3 separate regions of the Mus musculus genome follow, and regions 1 and 2 are each linked to region 3. The links are chromatin loops, found by intact Hi-C in ENCODE. Cell type or tissue: left cerebral cortex. All regions are shown on one strand. Each heading gives the region's core, and the rest is flanking DNA. Links, peaks and the distances in the headings are about the cores only.

Region 1 (6,695 bases), core at 1,142-6,141, 47 kb after region 3:
TCCTCAGACACTCCAGAAGAGGGCGCCAGATATTGTTACGGATGGTTGTGAGCCACCATGTGGTTGCTGGGATTTGAACTCAGGACCTCTGGAAGAGCAGTCAGTGCTCTTAACCGCTGAGCCATCTCTCCAGCCCCCAAATGTGTGTATTTTTAAAAAGAGTTCAAAGAAAGATATTGCATAAGCCTGGGATGTGGAGTGTCAGTGATCTGGAGCACTGGGCAGAGGTACTGTCTCCTCAGACCTGGTGAACTGATGTGACAGTCAAGACCAAACTACTGATATTTTCCTGCTGCTCAAAATCTGTTCACCCTTTGGAGACTGGAGTCCGGCTCAGTGGTGAAGAGCACTTGCTGCTCTTGGAGAAGACCCAGTTCAGATCTCAGCAGACACAGAGTTCGTCGCAACGCAACCATTCTAAACTCCACCTCTTCTGATCACCGTAGGCATCAGGCATATATGTGGTACACATGCATGCATGTAGTACATACACATACACGCAAGGAAAACACTCATGCACTTACATCTAAACCATTTTTTTTAATGTATTCTTTTTGCCATTTGGCCGTTTAGAGTGTCATCTGTGTGTCAAGCCCCATGGGTGAATACTGCTATTTTCTGGAGAAACAGGCACACAGTGCATCTCTGTCACTTTTGAGAAGTAGGTCTCTGCTGCCATCAGAACACAAAACCATGGCGTTTATGTCAGGATACTTCCTGGAAGAGATGGCTTTTGAGCATCTCTTGTCTAGACAGTAGATTCCTAGGCCAGTTTACCATGGGCAGTCTTACTGTTCTTACAGAGGCTCAAATTTCCAAGTTTTCTATATATAGTAGGATTTCATTTTCAGCAAAACAAACAAATAAAACCTATGAAAGAACAAGTCTTTATTCTTTGCTAATTTTTTTTCAGGGGATGTGGGTGGGTTTGCTTGATTTGGGGGTCTTGGTGGAGTTGGTATGTTCATTTATTTTTTTAGGTTTTGGGGGTAGGTTTGTTCATTTGGGTTTGGGTTGGGGGTAGTTGGCTTGTTTTAAGATAGGCCTTGAGCTCTGCAGTTCTCCCTCCCTCCTCTCTTCCTGAGTGCTCGTCTTCCAGTCATGCACCACCACGTCCTGCTACAGGAGTTGACTTCTTTACTCTCAGTATCTCTGTAAGGCTTATAACTCCAGCTTGTATATATGTCCACTTACATCAATAATCAGGGTGCTTTAATTCCTCAGCCAGTTTTGAATCTGAAATACTCTCTGTCTGGTATGGAAAACGCTGACACACAAAGAGATAATCATTTGGCTCAGTAAAAACAAACAAAAAATGTGCTTTGTTAGTATGTTTCTACCTGTAGAGTGCAAAGTGAGCTCTTAAAACAGACTTTGCCAGACACAGTAGCACACTGTTTACCCTAGCGTTTGGAGGCAGAAGCAGACAGATCTCTGTGAGTTTGGGGCCAGCTTGGGCTTCATGGTCTGATGAATTTTGATGCAGTATTTATCTGTCTGTCTTTTTATTAAGCTTTTTGCATCGGCATGATGAAGCGTTCTCCACTGAACCCCTCAAGAACAATGGAAGAGGAAGTCCCCTGGGCTTCTACCATGTACAGAACGTGAGTAACCTGAATATTTTGCCACGTGTCTCTCAGGTTTTGTTAGCCAAGGGAGGATGGTCGTGTAAAGTGTGAGCTGTCCTTTGTGCTTGGATGGGGGAGCTCTGCAGAGAGAATGAGCAGTAGAGATGGTGGCCAGGACAGTGAGGCAGTCTTCAGAGGAGGAACAGCAAGGTGCTTACCAAATCATGGGGGCCACTGAGTGTGTACGTCTAGTCTCCCAGTGAAATGGTCCCTCAATTTGAATATGATTTTTTAAAAGATTTATTTATTTTATTTATATGAGTACACTGTAGCTGTCTTCAGACACACCAGAAAAGGGTGTCAGATCCCATTACAGATGGTTGTGAGCCACCATGTGGTTGCTGGGAATTGAACTCAGAAACTTTGGAAGAGCAGTCAGTGCTCTTAACTGCTGAGCCACCTCTCCATCTCCTGCCTTTCTTTCTTCCTTCCTTCCTTCCTTCCTTCCTTCCTTTCTTTCTTTCTTTCTTTCTTTCTTTCTTTCTTTCTTTCTTTCTTTCTTTCTTTCTTTTTTTGTACTCTATAAAGTGAAAGAGAGAGGCTGGGACTATGGCTGTAGCCCAGTTGGTAGAGTACTCACTTCACATGCACGAGGTCCTAGGTTTGAACTCCAACACTCCAACAAAAACAAAAATTTGAAATATAGAAAGTCAGAGAAAAAGGGACAATTAAAATAAAGCATGAACTTTGGAGGTAGAGAGATGGCTCTGTGGTTGAGTATGTGTCCACTCTTGTAGAAGACCTGAATTAGGTTCCCAGCCCACATCTGTTGGCTCACAACTGCTTATAACTCCAGCTGCAAGGGATCCAAAACCCTCTTCTGGCCTCTGAGGACATTCATATACTCAACATGCACACATCCAAATGTATGCACATACCTATAACTAAAAATAAAAGATATATTTGATGAATACTGATCAGCCATTTAACAAGCCTCTGATTCATAAAACCACAGAAGTCCCCAAGGAGCTTAGAACTAATAAGGAGAACTATAGATAGAGTATGGAGACCTGAGAATGAGTCAGTAAATTCAAAAGGGAACAGTTTTTTTTTTTAAGATTTATTTTATTAATATATGTAAGTACACTGTAGCTGTCTTCAGACACTCCAGAAGAGGGAGTCAGATCTTGTTACAGATGGTTGTGAGCCACCATGTGGTTGCTGGGATTTGAACTCTGGACCTTCGGAAGAGCAGTCGGGTGCTCTTACCCACTGAGCCATCTCACCAGCCCAGGGAACAGTTTCTATATGGGAAAATGTTAAGTTGCTTTCCTGTGTGAGGGAAAATGGTTATGTAGAAAGAGAAGGTAGAGAGAAATAAAGGGTGAGGAAAAAAAAAAGCAGGTGTGTCAAACTTGGCCTTGCCTTTGCTCATAGGCCACAGCCAACACGTGTTTTTCTTACCTCTTTTACCAACCACCTGGGCTGTGGGGGGAGGGCCTTCCCAGCAGATTCCTGGCCATTCCTGAGAGAAAGCAGGTAGAAAGAGCAACAGGCAAGTCGTGAAACAGTGAGCATCAGTAGAGTAAGGCCAGTTCTGCTGCACTGTGGAGGGTCTAAAATGCCAAAGCTTGGTTGTCTTAGTAGTTTAGGGTTTTACTGCTATGAACAGACACCATGACTAAGGTAACTTGTAAGGACAACATTTAATTATGGCTGGCTTACAGGTTAAGAGGTTCAGTCCATTATCAAGGTGGAAGCATGGCAGCATCCAGGCAGGCATAGTGTAGGTGGACCTGAGAGTTCCACATCTTCATCTGAAGGATAATAGCAGAAGCTAGGATGAGGGTCTTAAAGCCCATGCCCACAGTAATATACCTACTCCAACAAGGCCACACCCTCTAATAGTGCCACCCCCTGGGCCAAGCATGTACAAACCATCACATTGGCAAAGTGACATTGGAGTGAGGAGCAGAGGAAAGCCTGTCCTGTGTGGTGGGACGCCCAGCATGCCCAGGATGCTTCACAGTACTGAAGGCTGCTGGAAGCACACCCCTGTGCCCCCCTGTCACCATCCTACCCTAAGCTCACCTCACGGTCTTCTTCCTAGATTGCGGTGGAGGTCACAGAGTCGTTTGTGGACTACATCAAAACCAAGCCCATTGTATTCGAGGTCTTTGGGCACTACCAGCAGCACCCACTCCATCTGCAAGGACAAGATCTTAACAGGTCTGAGGGAGACGGGCAAAAACTTTCTCCTCGCTGTTTGGGTTTTAGTTCCTTGCTTCCTGGAAAAGAACTCTGGGGGGTTTTTTGTTGGTGGTTTTTTTTTTTTTTTTTTTTTTTTTGGTGTTTGGTTTTTGGAGACAGGGTTTCTCTGTATAGCCCAGGCTATCCTGGAACTCACTTTGTAGACCAGGCTGGCCTCGAACTCAGGAATCCGCCTGCCTCTGCCTCCTGAGTGCTGGGATTAAAGGCATGCGCCACCACACCCAGCTTGGAAAAGAACTCTTAAGGGATGCAGAAGAGTTGTCACTATGATTTTGTAGCTAACCAATCACTAAGTTAACTTGATGAAGAGCAAGCTGAATTCTGTCCAGATGGCTTTAGGCACCTTCCTTTTGTTATAAGAAGAAAAGTTTAATAGAGTGGAAAGTCGGTCCAGCAGAGCTAGAATACACATGTGGTTGTTTCTGACAGCCTTTCTTCAAAATGCAGAGACTCACAGTGGAGTCATTACAGCTCATGAGATCAGTGGCATAACTTTTGTTTTTGTTTTTGAGACAGGGTCTCTTAATATAGCCTTTGTTTTTGAGACAGGGTCTCTTTATGTAGCCTTTGTTTTTGAGACAGGGTCTCTTTATGTAGCCTAGGCTGTCCTACAACTCACTATGGAAGACCAGGATGTCCTCAAACTTAGAGATCAGTCTGCCTCTACCTCTGTCTCTGTCTCTGCCAGTGAGTGTTGGGATTAAAGGTGTGAGCCACCATACATGGCAGTGACGTGACCTTTTATTGGTGGAAATGGCAGTGCCAGTTGAAATTTGCAGGAGGACTTTTATCAAAATGTGTTGGTCTCTGTGTGGGGTTGTGTTGGGCATCTCTTTTCTTAAGAAGATTTAAGCACAGAATGCAGGGGGAATGGGTGCAAGCCTTTGATTCCAGCCCTGGAGGGAGTCAGAGGCAGGCAGATCTCTGTGAGTTCAAGGCTAGCATGAAAGAAAACAAAAGATTTAAGCATGCATGCCATTAATCATGGACACTCACCCCATTACCTCACGATGCTCTCTTCCTCTCTTTGCAGTCCACCTCAGCCATCTCGGAGATTCTTCCCCCCACCCATGCCACTCTCCAAGCCAGGTGAGCAGCCACTATGCTCTCTCATGCGCACACATCTCTTCTGAAGAGTTTCCAGACAAGGTCACACTGGAGTTCCTTCTCTGTCTCCTTGTGTTCCTGTCTCCTTGTATATTTCTAACAGGAACAGGAGTGCTTGGCTCCTGATCTGAGATGAGGTCAGAAATAATTAGGCTCTGTCTCTCTGCTCATCTCATCCAGACTTGAATATTTTCCCCTCCTTCTTAAATCTCTCTGCTTTATATGTGATTACTTCTGTCAGTAAAAACATTTTTTGGCCAGGCGTGGTGGCACACACCTTTAATCCCAGCACTTGGGAGGCAGAGACAGGCGGATTTCTGAGTTTGAGGACAGCCAGGGCTACACAGAGAAACCCTGTCTCAAAAAATCAAAAAAAAAAAAAAATCTTTGCATATTAAATTTATTCTATATGTTTAATTTTGTTGTTGGGACTTTTATTTTTGATTTATACATAGTAATTGTATATACTTATGATATAGGATGATGCATTTGTAACTATATATTTTGAGGAACACATATACACTCACACACACACATACACACTCATATACATCTTAGTATAACTAGCATATCTGTATCTTAAGCATGTCTCATTTGTTTGTGGTAGATATATTCAATTTCCTTTCTTGTAGCACTTTGTAAATGATGACAGGTACCCTATTATACAATAGAATGCCAGAATTTGTTTCTCTTCATTTAGCTTGTTTTCACTTTATTTTTGTTCTTTTCCCTTTCTGCCCACTTACCAAATCCCCACCCCTGCCCTGCACTCATTCTCCTCCCTCTACCTTTCCCATCCCCATCGGCCTTCAGAGCATGAAAGAAAGATTGAGCTGATACGGTTTCTCATGGCTGGCTATGTGAATGTGCATGTGTTGGATACATTCTCTGAGCACGCCAGCGTGCTAGCTTCCTCTGCTGTTGCCACCTTCCAGAATGAGGCTGGTTCACTGCCGCCTTTTCTCTTTCCGCCAGCTCCCAGCTTCCAGAATGAGAGGGTACCCAAGCAATATGGTTAGTAGCTAAACTAGCCCTGCCTTAGATGTAGAACCAACTTGGACATATGTGAAGCACTGATGTCTCTGTTTGTTCCCTAGCTACCGTAGAGCTCTTCACATTGTCAAGATCACATCACAGTTACTCCAGGGAGGCTGTAGGGAATACCTCTTACCTCATCTCTTTCACCTCTCCCTGAGGATAAGATGCCTTGATTGTCCCCCAGAGACAAGGTCTCTAGTCCAGGCTGGTCTGAACTGCCTCTATAGGTGTGGATGATCTTGAGCTTCTGGCCCACCGGTCTCATCCATAGAGTTGCCTGCACAGTGTGCGCCTCCTACCCAGTTCAGGGAGTGCTAGGGATTAACCCTAGAACGTCATCTGTACCAGGCAAGCATGCTTCCTGCTTACCTACATCTTCACCCCTCCTGATACTTTTGTTTGTATTATTTTGCAATAGTATTTCATATTGTGATTTTTTTAAACTAGTAGTTGAGGGGTTTTTTGTTTGTTTGTTTGTTTTTGTTTTGTTTTGTTTTTGTTTGTAGTGTTAGGAATCAAACCCTGGGCCTGGAGCCTGTTAGTCATTTTATCACTGAACTATGGCCTGGAGCCTGTTAGACAGTCATTTTATTACTGAGCTATGCTCCGTCCCTCTTCTTCTCTTCCATCTTCCCTGCCCCTCTTCCTTTCCTGAGTACTTGGGTTTGCTTACGGAGATGGCTGCCAGAACAGTATCCAGTTTCCTTATTA
Region 2 (6,695 bases), core at 625-5,624, 53 kb before region 3:
TCTTGAACTCCTGATTTTCCTCAGCCTCCAGAGTGAGTCTGCTCTGTCTCATCCTATCAATTATCCCAGCATCCCTCATTATCATTTATGGGCTAACACTGGCCCACTGACTCCTCATGTTGCTGCTGTCATATGTTATACTCCTACACCCATGTACGTATCCGGTTCTTCTGTTCCAGTTCCAGGTGTGTGTATGCTCGTGAAAACACAACAGAGCTCTAGTCTGTGTGCTGCTATGGAGACGCTAACTAGAGGCAAAGGGCGTTTGTCTCTCACATTCTTTGTACTGTAATTTCAGGGGTAGTCTCATCAGACCATGTTGAATTCACTCTCACAGTAACGTGTGATTTTAGAGAGGTTCTTTTACATAAAATCTGTTAGCAGAGAAACTTAATGACTGTGCTGGGTGACTTCATTTGTCAGAGGATCAAAAGCCTAGGTACGCATAGCAGGCTATGTGGCCTCGTGGTATAGAGCCGTCTTATCTGCCTCTGTTGATGGGTCTGGTTTTGCTACCCTGCTACCTCCACGAAGATTCTTTTTTAGATTGAGATCCATCGAGTGTCCAAACCATCTAGGGGTTAATAAACTCACAGCACTAAGCCTGGGTTTAAGTGGGTGTCTCCCATGACTCGATGGAGCTCTGCTTATTATGCTACCACACTTTCAGGTTCGTCTTGGCCTTCAGGATGCCGCGGCATGAGAGAGCCCCATGCTCAGAGGTAGCCTATTTCCCGGACTCTAGTTTTTTGATATTCTTCCTCATTTTCTGCATTCTGCTTCTTCAAGCAGAAATAGTCTGTTTTTGTTTGTTTAATTGGTTGTTTGGTTTTGTGGAATAGGGTGTCACCGTGTACCCCTGGCTAGCTTACTCCGTATGTAGCACAGGCTGGCTCCCAACTTGTGGCGATCCTCCTGACTCTGTCTCCTGAGTGCTGAGAATTTGGCATGCCCATCATTCCTGGCCCAAGCAGGCTTTTCTTCATAGCTTATTTGCTTAAAAAACTTTATGATGGGACTAGAGAGATGGCTCAGCAGTTAAAAACACTGACTGCTCTTCCAGAGGTTCTGAGTTCAATTCCCAGAAACCACATGGTGGCTCACAACCATCTGTAATGGGATCCGATGACCTCTTCTGGTATGTCCGAAGACAGCTACAGTGTACTCATATACACAAAATAGATAATTCTTTTGAAAAACTTTATGATGTATGAAGATATTAAAATTGTATATATTAATGAGGATGGCATACTGTTTGGACACATAAACACTGAATAATGTTTAAGTTGGGTTTAGCATATTTATATCCTTTAAACATTTTAGAAAGATTTATCTTTTCAATAAAAAACTTGTGTGTGTGTGTGTGTGTGTGTGTGTGTGTGTGTGAGTCTATCTATGTGTTGGCATGTGCACAGGAGTGCAGGTGTCCTTGGAGATGTCAGAGCCCCCTGGAGCTGGAGTTACAGGTGGTTGTGCTTTGCCCAAATGTGGGTACTGGGAGCTCTGGTCCTTTTCATAGCAAGAAGTACACTTCCCTGCAGACCCATCTCTCTAGCGCCTCCTTCTTTATAGCGAGACGGTTGAAGACCTTTCTCCTGGCTTTCTGAAACGTAAGTGTGTCCATGTCAGCAGCTCTTGCTCCTGTGCAAATCCATCAGCGCTTCTCTACCCCTGATGATTCAGCTCCTCTTCCTCTTTCCTTCCTCCTCCTCCTCTTCTTCCTCCTCCTCCATTTCAAGAACGGAAGTCAGGGCTTCCCACATGCTAAACAAGCGCACCCCACTTAGCCACACTTCCATGCCAACTTCTTGCTTTAGGTATTTTATTGATGTCTGTTAAACTTTATTGTTATGGTACAGTGGGGGTGTAAGGTGTGTCTGTGTCAGAAGATGACTGTGTTCATCAGGCACTCTCCATCCACCTGGACACGGGCTCTGGACACCGCACTGGGATCCTCAGCTCATCGGAAGCACTTTACCCACTAAGCCATCTAGGTTTGTTTAAGACAGGGTTTCTCTATGTAGCCCAGGCTGACCTTCCACTCAAATCGTTGCTCCTAATATTTTAAGCAATTCTATTCTGTGTGTGTTTCAGAATAAATGACATCAACTCCTTTTGTGGGAAGGTGGAGTGTACATTCTAAAGAAAATGAGAGCTGGGCTTAGTGGTACGGATCTTTAATCCCAGCAGTCAGGAAGCAGAGGTAGACAGATCTCTCTGTAGGTTTCAAGACAGCCTTGTCTGCTTGGTGAGTTTCAGGAGAGCCTGAGCTACCAAGACCCTCTGTCTTGAACAAACAAGAACAAACAAGTAAATAAACACAATGAGAAGTGTCCAATGAATGTGGAATAGTGGGAGTCTGGAACTTCAGTGGCATGGTGATTGCCCAGAGTCGTTAGTGTAGAAAGTTAATTCTCACGTTTTAGTGTGTAGGCCTTTCTCTACCCAGTAATTCTGTATTAAAGTCAGGGTTGAGAGAAAAAAAAAAATCTTACTTTCAATTTCTGCTAATAAATCCAAACCACATCCTCTAACCTTAAAATGCAGTGTGATTGGCAGGTTGTCATTGTGATATTTTACTAAGCACTGAATTGAGCTGCTTATGAACGTCTGTGGGGCTTTTCATTTGAGCTGAACCTAAATCTGATTTTTAAAAAACATGGCTCATAGAGCTTTTGTGTTCTTATGAGCCCTGGTAACCCCCTCTAGGGGCATCTCTCTCAGGCCGCTCAGTCCATTCACTGGGCGCGATACAAAGCGTTTTGTTCCTGTGCTCACACCAGCACGCCATCTCCCAAGGAGACGCTGAATGCCCACTAAGTCATGCTTTCCCATTACTCATTCCTCCTTTTCTCCCAAGGTGGCGTGTGGGAGGTGTTGTGCTGGGGTTCGACAAGAATAGGCTAGGAAGCTTTCTGCTGGATACACTCATGCCTGAGCGTGGTTCCGTTCCCACCGCGCCGGGCTCGGTGGCTTCACCGTTTGAGCTGTTTTTCTAAACGGACAATGACTCCACACTCGGCCGCTCCCACATAATCCCAGCTCTCCGGATGGCATCTGGACCGTCCAGTCCCGCCCGGTCACTGAGCCACTTTTTGTCCCCTTACGAAGCGGGTCATTCGGCTACACAGGCGCGGCTGCTACCCACTAACACCTTTCCGGGGGTCACCCGGGAGGGAACTCTGGACACCGGCTTCGCCCACCAGGCACGCCCGCACCCGCACCCGCATCGGCTCCCGTACCACCAGGGGGCGCTCGAGTGTCTCCGTCGCTCCGCCGGCACCTCCCGCCCCCTCTTCCAGCCACGCTTTACTATTGGTCATCTGTCTCAAGGTCTTCATCGCGATTGGTCACCTTCCGCGTCGGTCTCGGTTGCTGGGCGGGCCGAGGTGACGCTCGGCGCTCTAGCTCGGGGCGGTGTCCCGCGCCGGCGGCTTCGGGCGGAGTTTGGCGAGCAGCGTCGCGGTGTAGTCAGACGGCAGTGGTCCCGGGAGGCGACAGCTCGGATCCGGGCTTCTCTCTGTTCCTCCGCCGCATCCACAGCCGCGCCCCGGCCTCCCGCCAATCCTCGATGCAGAGCTGGGCGGCCGCGTGATGGGGCTGCGGAGCGGCGCCCTGCGGCTCGCGGCGGCCGCTGCCTGCGCTGAGGTGCGTCGGTGCCCGGCCTCCCGCGCCCCTGCGCGCCTCGGCGTCTTCTGACTCGGCCGGCTCGCCCGTCTGTCCGCAGCGCGGCTGAGGTGAGGAGGCTGAGGTGGGGCGGCCGAGGCGAGGTGGGCGGTGGTGCCGCGGCGCCGGTGTAGGGGGCCGCTCCCGCGGGAGGGACTCCCGGCCGGTGACGGGCCTGGAGGGGGCAAAGCGAGGAAGCGGCGCGGCCGGCCGGGGCTCTGGCTCCGCGGTGAGGAGCCTCGCCCTCCGTGGAGAGACCTGGCCGGCCGGCCGCGAGCGCCGGGCTTTGGTCCAGCGGCCTGCCGGTCCCCTGCAGTGCCCTGCACCAGCCCTCCGCTTCCCCTGGGCTGCCAGGCCCCGCTCTGTCCGCGGGCCAGCAGATCGGTCGCTGTCCCGCCGTATGTGCGCACATTGCAGCTCTGAGGAGCCAGCCGATCTCTCCCCCCTCATCTGCTCTCTCACCCCCTATTGTGGTTGGCATCAGGGTTCCAACCGGGAATGTGGCAATGCCCCTGAGCCCGATGAAGGTAGGAAAGGGCATCCGACAGAGCGGAGGGCGCAAGGGCTGGACGGAGGAAGCGATGCAGAGGGAGGGGGCTTGTTGGATGCTGGCCAGATGGGAGGAAGGCTGGTGTGGGCTCGACGTTCAGCCGACCAGGATCACTCTGGCAGCCATATTGGGAGGATGATCTGACAAATCCTTTAGGAGCCAAGTCCGGTTGCTGGTAGGCACCGAGTGACAGCCCTGGCAGCTTTCAGGGTGACTGGCCGCACCAGAAGCCAAGTTGTGGGGGTTGGGAGGCCACTCAGAGCAAGCTAGTCATTGTTCATGCAACGCAAACCCTCACCGACTGGAAATGCAAAATTGAGCTCCCAAATCACTTTTTCTCTTTGGTGAATTGCTATATGAGCCTTCAGGGTAAACTGGCTTGAAGATTCCATTCTTGTTGGGGTGAAATTCTGTGTTTCTGTCCTTATCATCGCAATCCACCGCTGCTTTGGCCCTCGAAGGCCTGTTGATGTTTAAGGCCACTTTACCATATTGGAGGCTCTTGGCGTATTGCATGGCGTGCATAGATTTGCATAGTATCTCTTCGTGCAGAGATTAGGGAAAGTGGAATAAACTGGTAGCAGAGAAGACTTGCAGCAGTATCTCGGAGGATGCAGGTTGTCATCTTTGTGGAATCTGGAGGTAGCCTAATTTAGATTGTCAACAGATCTCTTGCTTATGTAGCTCTCTCTGGTCCAAGCAGCTGTTCTGCCAACACTAAGCATGCTGCTTTGTGTCATGATGTGCCTGTCTCAACCCAGAGAAAAGTGGTGTTCAGCTTTGAATAACTGTTTAAAAGTGATATTATAGTGGATATTGGACTTAAAGGTTGGCATTTTGTGGATTCGGCTTAGTCATAACCAAATTTTAGCTTGCGTTCTCATTTGAGAAGCGTGGTAGTTGATATTGATTATGAAGTAATTGAAGTTGTTAATGTTCTATTTGAGGAGAGACTTTGAAGATTACTCATCTTGATGTTTTAAAGTAGATTTAGAAATGATCAATAACTGGCTTCAGAGAGAGCCTGTAAATGTGTTTTCCTAGACTTTGATCCTGCACAGGATCTGGAGAGATGGTGTGACTCCTGCCTTCTTTATGCCCTTTAATTTAAACTTCATTTATTATATATATTTGTTTTTGGGAGGGAGTTGGAGCGCTAGCTCGGGTCTTAGACATGTTAGACAAGCTGTCTACTAATGAGCTAGACTCCCACGATCCATGCTCCCTTTTTTAAATGCGTAAGTTCTTTTTTCCCCCTATTTTAATTATCTGTCTACTTAAGAATAACTACAAAAACAAATTCCAATGTTTTTCTATTTCTAAGAAAAATCAGCACACTATTTTTTTTTTTTTTATAATTTTTACCGTTAGGCAATCTCAGTGAACTTTCAACAGACACTAATTTTGTTTTTTTTTTTAATTTGTTTATTTTATGTGTATGAGTGTTTTGCTTGCATGTATATGTATATGCACTGTGTGCTTGTGTGGTGCCCTCCAAGGAGAGATGAGGGTTGGATCCTCTGGACTTGGAGTGACAGGTGATTGTGAGCCACTCTGTGGGTGCTGGGAGCTGAACCAGGGTCCCCCTCAGGAGCAAACAGTGCTCTTAACTGCTAAGCTGTTTCTCAAGACTAAAGTTAGTGGTGTTGGCAGTACATTAATTAATATTAAAAAAATACAGAATGTTTGTTTATGATTCCATATCAAAATAAGGAGTAGCTTTAAGTACATGTAAAGAACTGAGATTAAATATAATTTAAGCTTTTGAAAAAAATTAGTCCTGCTGGGCAGTGGTGGCACACGCCTTTAATCCTAACACTTGGGAGGCAGCGGCAGGCAGATTTCTGAATTTGAGGCCAGCCTGGTCAACAGAGTGAGTTCCAGGATAGCCAGGGCTATACAGAGAAACCCTGTCTCAAACAACAACAACAACAACAACAAATTAGTCCTGATTATAAATCTGAAATGGAGGAAAGATTTCTTGACTCTGCATAGGTCTTTGCTGTTGAATATATTTCTAGAATTTATCCGATTAAATACAGATTTCTTGAGTTTGCATAGGTCTTCACTATTGAATATTTTTCTAGAATTTATCCAATTAAGTACAGTTTCTAAGGCATAGGTCAGACTTTTCCATTTCAAAACCAGATATGAATGCACTTTCTTTTTTTCTACTAAATTAGTGCAGGGAATAAATTATTGCCCAAGAAAAGTCTGTCAACAGTTCCCAAGGCCAAAGCTTTCTAGCCTATTTTTTTTTCTGTTTTGGTCTTGTTCTGTGTACAAAATAAAGGTCAACAATGAACCCTTGCTGCCTTGTTTGTAAACCCCTTCCCAGGCTACTCACTGTAACAAGTCTTTCCCAAGAGTAAGCATATCCCTTCGGTCTTGTAAACTGATGTGATAGAATTCACAGTGCCCTGAAGTTAAAGGTGTATTGTTCCTGTTTCACAGTGTTCTCTTTGGAAGAGGCCTTGTG
Region 3 (6,695 bases), core at 1,023-6,022:
TCAAATGGTTTGTAGTTTTTGTTTACTGTGACTTAAAAATGGAAAATATACTAAAATTAATTTATTTATTTATTAATTTATATTAAAATTAATTAATATACTTGTTAATTCACTAGTTGTTCTTTCCTATTGAAACAAGCATTCACAATGACTATCATACCATATTTCCTCAAAATTATTCTCATTTCTTCAGTTCTTTTAATTTAGAGTATATTTTTGGCATGTTAAAGTGCTTCTATGCAAAGACTACTAAATGCTCAGGGTTGGAACTAACATTTCTTAATTTCACTGAACACTAAACTAGGCCAGTATGTGGTATTAATTGCTATTTTTCCCTTTCTGTTAAAAACAAGTGGAGTTTAAAAATAGAGTAAAACTGTAGATACTGAAGACTTGGAATAACTGGAAGAATTTAAGGGCTTAGTTTACTTTAGTTTGCCAGTAGTTTTACCTGCTTAGGAAGAACATCTTTAAAGCTCTGGCTATGCCTTCCCATGCTGGAAATGTCTCAGTTCTAAATTTAGAAGGGGCTGACTGCTTAGGGTCAATATTGAAGAAGGACATGTTTTAGAACTGCCATCTAGTACAGTTCCATAGCTTGTCTGTGTTAGAGCGTGTGTTCATCTTGGGCTTTGATGCTGTCCTTTCTCACACTGCTGTTCCTTCCTGTCTTTTTCCCTCCTCTGCTCCTTCTTTCCTTTTTTCTACCTTTTCTTTCTGTCTCCCAGATCTGAAAGATTTTCAGAACAATAAGCATAGGTACTTGCTAGCCTCTGAGAATCAACGCCCTGGCAATTTTTCCACAGCATCCATGGGGTCCCTCACTTCATCTCCATCTTCATGCTCACTTAATAGTCAGGTGGGCTTAACATCTGTGACCAGTATTCAGGAGAGGATCATGTCTACACCTGGAGGGGAGGAAGCCATTGAACGTCTGAAGGTAAGTCTGAAGGTTGAATGCAGCGCATTCTCTGTCGTTCTAGAAGACAGAACTAGGACTGAATGAGCATCACAGAAATGTTGGCTTAGCACAGGGAGATGTTAACTGTTAGAGGTGTCCTGAAAATGAAATTATTTGTTTAATTCCTTTTTATCAGAATGTTTGAGTTTGGCTTGGCCCAAGATGAAAAGGTCCTAAGTTAGCCATACAAAGATTTACATTAATTTGAAGGTCATTTATAAGTCACAGTCACGTTGCTTGTTAGATGTTTAGTTTTAAAGCTAGATATGGTGGCCTGAACCTGATAAGCCAGTAGTATTCAAGAGATGGAGAACAGGGGTGAGGTGTTTGGCATCATCCTGGTTGCATAGTGAGTTCGAGGCCAGCCTAGGTAATACGAAACCCTTTCTAAAGTGATAATAATTTACATAGAATAACTAGTTGGAAAATTTGGTTTTACTGAAGATAGAATTCTCCATAGAGCAGTCTTCCATTAGTAACATTAATATATAATTAACTGTAAGTTTGAACATTTAAGTAGAAATAGCTGGTTTATTAGGTTACATGAAATTAGACCTTTTAGAACTCACAAAGCCCTTAGTTATGGGAGAAGAGGGCTTTCTCCTCCTGTCTGGTACAGCTGAGCTCCTTGGGCCATGGTGCTACTCAACTGTAAATTGCCCACTGTATTGGTTCCTTGCTGGAACCAAATACCTGAGAAGAAGCAACATAAGGGAGCGTTTGTTTTTACGTCATGGTTTGCGGTTAGTCTGAAGAGAAGGCGTGGCTGCTGGAGTTTCCATGAGGCTGCCTGCTCGCATCTTTGCAGATCAGGAAGCAGAGAAAGAGTACTCACCTGGCTTTCTCATTGCCCCTCTTTATTTCGGTCTCGAACCCCACTTCACAGGATAGTTCTGCCACATTCGTGGTGGGTTTCCTCTCTCTCTAGCTTCTCTGGCAGTGCTCTCGCTGACAGTCAGACACGGATCTAGTTTTAAGTTGTGTTAAGTTGATTATTGTCACATTATTCCTGGCTCCCAGCTCTGCAGACGGGGGTTCTTTCAGTCTGTTGCTGGCTATGGCCATTTGTGTTTTGGCTCTGCATGAATGTGAAAATCAGGAGTAGTCCTTGTCCTTCCTTCAGCGACTGCAGTGAGAGCAGACAGGTGTCACCTGTGGTGCTGAGGCCATACTGCCAGCACTCCTGCCAGCATCGGGCCACAGCGGGAGCATCATGTTCTCTTGCCTGCTGCCTGCTGCCTGCTGCCTCCATTCTCTTGGCCTGTGTGTTCAAGAGTACTAGGGTAGGGGAAACTCACTGAGAATGTAGAAGTCACGGCCATGCTCCCAGTCAGGGACCCTCTTCACCATCACTCAGTATCCCCCACTAACAACTGTGCCCATCTGAAGACAGTTGAGAACAGCGGCTCTCTAATAGGTAAAGTCATGAGAGAGGAAGGTAGCCAGGCTGGCTTGTTGAACACTTCACTACAGAGGTCAGTGAATCTGTGTCAGGTGCTGTCACTGTGGCTTTCAGGTGAACTGTAACAGACTTCCTGTGAGTCCTTTCTTATCATCCCATCTTTTCCTTTGATTTCTTCCTTCAAAAGGAAGGTGATTCCAAAATAAAAACAATGCTTTTGTGTCTTGATTCAGAAAGTAAGTGAAGTTCTAAAATGCCTGGCAAAAGGAGAGGAGGGAGACATCTTTTTATTCAAGGTGCAAGGTGCAGGGTGATCTCTGCTGTTGTGAAACCGACTTGGAAGCTTTCCTATGGATTCTGTGGGAGTCCTGTGTGGGAAGGAGTGTTCATTCACAATTTCCTCATTAGGAGGGGTCAGTGACCATGTTGCCAGCAGGACTCTGGCAGTAGGGAAAAGTGAAACTTCCCTCTAATTGTTTACATCAAATGTTCACCTCCTTTAGAGATGGTGAATCTTACCTATTTTTATATTGTACCTTCCTGAAGAAGTGAGATTACCCTTTTCTTTCTCTGATGTAAAGGAGAAATTGCTTTCTGCTTGCTAGCTAGAACCAGCTGACAGCAATGCCGCGTGTTAGGAGTCAGGACGGCAAGTAGGCTTTTTAAGAATGAGGTCACCCAGTAGCCGTTCCCAGTGGCTTTCAGGGAATAATGCTTTCCTTATTGGAGGAATTCTCTCCCAACTGCCTAAATCCGATGAAAACAAAGCTGTAATACTTTAATCAGCACATAAACTGCTCTCTTAACTTCCCTTGAAGCAACGTAAGTAAAATCTTTCTCTAGCTTTATTCTAGAGTGCAAATAGCTTCTTTACAGCTTTGTGATCAGTCACGCCGTAGCTCACTGAAGCAGAAGCCTGGTTCTGCTCTGACGTTGTGAATGGTGAGAATTCCTTTTGGACAGGCCTGCATTTTAATGATGCAGGCAGAGAACATCTTTCATCCAGCGTGTGGGACAGCAGTTGTACAATAGAAACGCTTGAGAATGTCCTAGGAGCTGCATTCCTAAGGCATGACACTGCAAGAGAAAAATACTGTAATGGAGAACAGCAACAATGGGGGCTAATCCATCTTCCTAACGGTTTCTTTGCCTTTCTTTGCTCCTCTGTATTTTTAGCTTAAGGTCAGCGTTCGCACATTACTTTTCAATAGGTGCTGCTCCCTCCTTCCTCATTGACTAGCCTATTTCCATACATAATATTAGTATCCCGATTCCTTTCTAAACTTCTCTGGCAAAAAAAAAAAAAAAAAAGAAACAAGATAGTGGTATGTAATTTTTCTTTAAAGCCAGGACTTGAACTGAGTTGAAGTCTCGCATACATGACTTGGTCTTTGTACTCAGTACTAAGCTGTAAGCATGTAGCTATAGCCACTGGCTCTGATGTTTATAGACTGGCATCAAAGTCAGTACTGAGAATGCCATCGCCCAGATTTAGCCTATAAATATCTATAAACATCCATCATAGAAGTGAGCAGGACAAATGCTGTCCCAAGCAGTGTTTTGACCCCACGCTTGGACTCACTCAGGAAGCTTGGGTACAGTGAACCTTAGCTACCTGGTGGCTTCAAGCAGTGCTCCATGGAGTAAACATCCAATCTTCCAAATGTTAAAACATAACCTACAATGTTTTTTCGAAGTATGTCTGATTTGCCTTACCAAATTTCCTACCTTCTTACTGCCTCATCAAGAAGAAATAAAGAGCTGAGCTGAACATAGTAGCACATCCTGTAGTAGTCTCGGGACTGAGGCCGCAGGATCAGCGATTCAGCATCATCTGTGACCAGTGAGTGTGAGGTTAGGCAGGGCCATGTGAGATCCTGTCTGTCAGTCAATCAGTCAATCAATTAATCAATCAATCAAGTAAAGATCAGTAATAGTTAGGAAGACCAGGTCAAGGAGTAAGATAAGCTTAGGTAAATTGCCTAGATTTTTGATCTTTAGTTTTCTTATGTATAGAGTGATTGTAGAATTAGTGTTAGTCAGTCTTTGCTGGCACTAAAGGTTTGCTAGTGTGCCACTCAGTTAACGCTTTCTCTAAGCCGCTGGAGTGTTTGCTTGTCTTTTGTTTTTCAGTTTTTGAGACAGGGTTTCTCTGTGCAGCCCTGGCTGTCCTGGAACTCACTCTGTAGACCAGGCTGGCCTCGAACTCACAGAGATCCACCTACTTCTGCCTCCCAAGTGCTGGGATCAAAGGCGTGTGCCACCACTGCCTGGCTTTCCTTGGAGCCTTTTGAAAATAATAGATTTTCAAACAATATAAATATTATAACTTAATACCATGATTTTAAAAAAAGAAAGAAAAAAATACCTTGCTTGTTTGATGTTAGTATCACCCTTCCTCTATCTGGTGCAAATGTACACATGGATTCACTACTTATCTATTTTTATTAGGACTTGGAAGACTTGTGTGTCTGATGTGCACTTAATTTTAGGCTTAATTTTGAGTTTGAGTTGTTTTGTAATAAGAAAAAATGAAATAGAGTTTAAAACATTTATGATTCTTACCTTCTAAAAAAGGAAAAGAGCCCATTACTTTAGAGTCTGCCATCGTCTTCAGAGGTATAATCTGTTTCGTGCTTTCCTTTGGTATATTAAACTCTGGCCCTTCTGCTTCAATCTGTGCATCCTTCCATAGGAGTCAGAGAAGATCATTGCTGAGTTGAATGAAACCTGGGAAGAGAAACTTCGTAAAACAGAGGCCATCAGAATGGAGAGGTCAGGAGATAAAAGTCTTTGATGCTACTAAGTTTTCTGGGGAGTTTGAGTGGCTTTTGTAGGTTTTGTTTGTTTGTTCTGTTTTGGGGTGTGTGTGTGTGTGTGTGTGTGTGTGTGTGTGTGTGTGTGTGAAATAGAATTAAAAACAAAGAACCCTCTTCCCCCTCCTGAAATGCTTCACAAGTAAATCTGCTTTGGGAAGGTGTATCCAGTCACATTTATACTTTGAAGTGAAATCTACATATTTAAAGATTCTCTAGGGCAGAAGTTCTCAACCCGTGAACATGGGGTTGCATATCACATATCCTGCATATCAAATACTTATGTTACTATTCATAACAGTATCAAGATTACAGTTATAAAGTAGTAACACAAATAATTTTATGGTTGGGGTCACCACAACATGAGGAATTATGTTAAAGGGTCACAGTGTTGGGATGGCTGAGAGCCACTGCTCTGGGGAGTCGTGTGCGTCACCACCCTGCCCTGCGCGGCTTCGGATTGGGAAGAGTCATGCTAAGTAAAGGGGGTTTTCATTTGTAACAAGTGGACTTCGCTTGGTCACGGCCCACATCTAAAGAACTGTTCCCACTCTGTTGTGTTACTTTGTCTAGAACCTTTTGGGTAGTTTATGTTGCAAAGTTTTAAAATTCTTATTCTGTTTATACTGTTTGGATAAATACACACTTAAAAAAAGTCAGTTTCTATCTTCTCTTATGAAAATGAGGGAGAAGCAAACTCCGATGTACTGATCAGTAAATGTAACGAAGAATTTTCTTACTTACCTCAGACATTTTAAACTAGAATTATTGGAACAGGCAAGATGTCTCAGCACATAAAGGTTGCTTGTTCCTCAAGCTTCATTACCTGAGTTAGAGCCCTCAGCCCCACATGAAAATGGAAGAAGAAAATGAAATTCACAAAGTTGGTACCACAACATCAGGCACAATGCACAATAAACACACATATACCCCCACACAACAAACAACAAACCCAAACTTTCCTAGAATTACTGTAGTAAATGGTGGGGACGAATGGGAAGATGACATTTGAGAAAAGCCACACTTACAGGCTGTACTTCATACTCCCAAGCCACGCACCCCTGTAGTAATTCTGTGTCGTTTGTTTGTTTGTTTTTCAAGACAGGGTTTCTCTGTGTAGCCCTGGCTGTCCTGGAACTCACTCTGTAGACCAGGCTGGCCTCAAACTCAGAAATCCGCCTGCCTCTGCCTCCCAAGTGCTGGGATTAAAGGCATGCGCCACCACTGCCCGTCTATCTGTGTCTTCACTAACATTAACACAGAGTGCTGGCCCCCGAGTCATTTTAATTCCAGTCTTAGACTCGAGGGAAATTGTTTCTTCGTGTTGGATGCACAGCCTTAAGGAGGATAACGTTTCAAAACTCTTACCTAGATGAACAGAACTTTAGTATGGAAGTATTCTTTGATTTATTTTGAGTACTGTTTCTCTTTTTTTTAAAAAGATTTATTTATTTATTATATGTAAGTACACTGTAGCTGTCTTCAGACACTCCAGAAGAGGGCACCAGATCTCATT

Evidence for each region. A loop is a pair of places that touch in the nucleus more often than their neighbours do. Peaks named below come from ENCODE experiments on the same cell type or tissue, not always from the same donor. Only the 100,000 strongest peaks of a DNase experiment are listed, where the experiment ranks them.
Region 1: it touches region 3 in a loop (2.3-fold over the local background); 3 of 42 quality-filtered maps call a loop at or near these places.
Region 2: it touches region 3 in a loop (2.7-fold over the local background); 9 of 42 quality-filtered maps call a loop at or near these places.

What each region holds. Positions count from the first base shown.
Region 1 is chr4:149,204,951-149,211,645 of GRCm38, reverse strand. It overlaps Kif1b (kinesin family member 1B), which reads left to right. Exons shown (of 49, transcript NM_001290995.1): 32 at 1,514-1,604; 33 at 3,679-3,797; 34 at 4,873-4,928. Among named protein-coding and RNA genes, the nearest start is that of Pgd, 42 kb to the right of the region's middle. In left cerebral cortex, for the core only: no CTCF peak of the experiment used is centred there; no DNase peak of the experiment used is centred there.
Region 2 is chr4:149,304,471-149,311,165 of GRCm38, reverse strand. It overlaps Kif1b (kinesin family member 1B), which reads left to right and starts at 3,433. Exons shown (of 49, transcript NM_001290995.1): 1 at 3,433-3,737. In left cerebral cortex, for the core only: CTCF peaks have their summits at 3,044, 3,247 (motif pointing right) and 4,541; DNase peaks (open chromatin) are centred at 2,906, 3,343, 4,410 and 4,847; H3K4me3 peaks cover 3,089 bases; H3K27ac peaks cover 3,215 bases.
Region 3 is chr4:149,252,115-149,258,809 of GRCm38, reverse strand. Kif1b (kinesin family member 1B) reads left to right here. Exons shown (of 49, transcript NM_001290995.1): 15 at 729-940; 16 at 5,059-5,138. Among named protein-coding and RNA genes, the nearest start is that of Kif1b, 52 kb to the left of the region's middle. In left cerebral cortex, for the core only: no CTCF peak of the experiment used is centred there; DNase peaks (open chromatin) are centred at 2,737, 3,049 and 3,270; H3K27ac peaks cover 1,801 bases.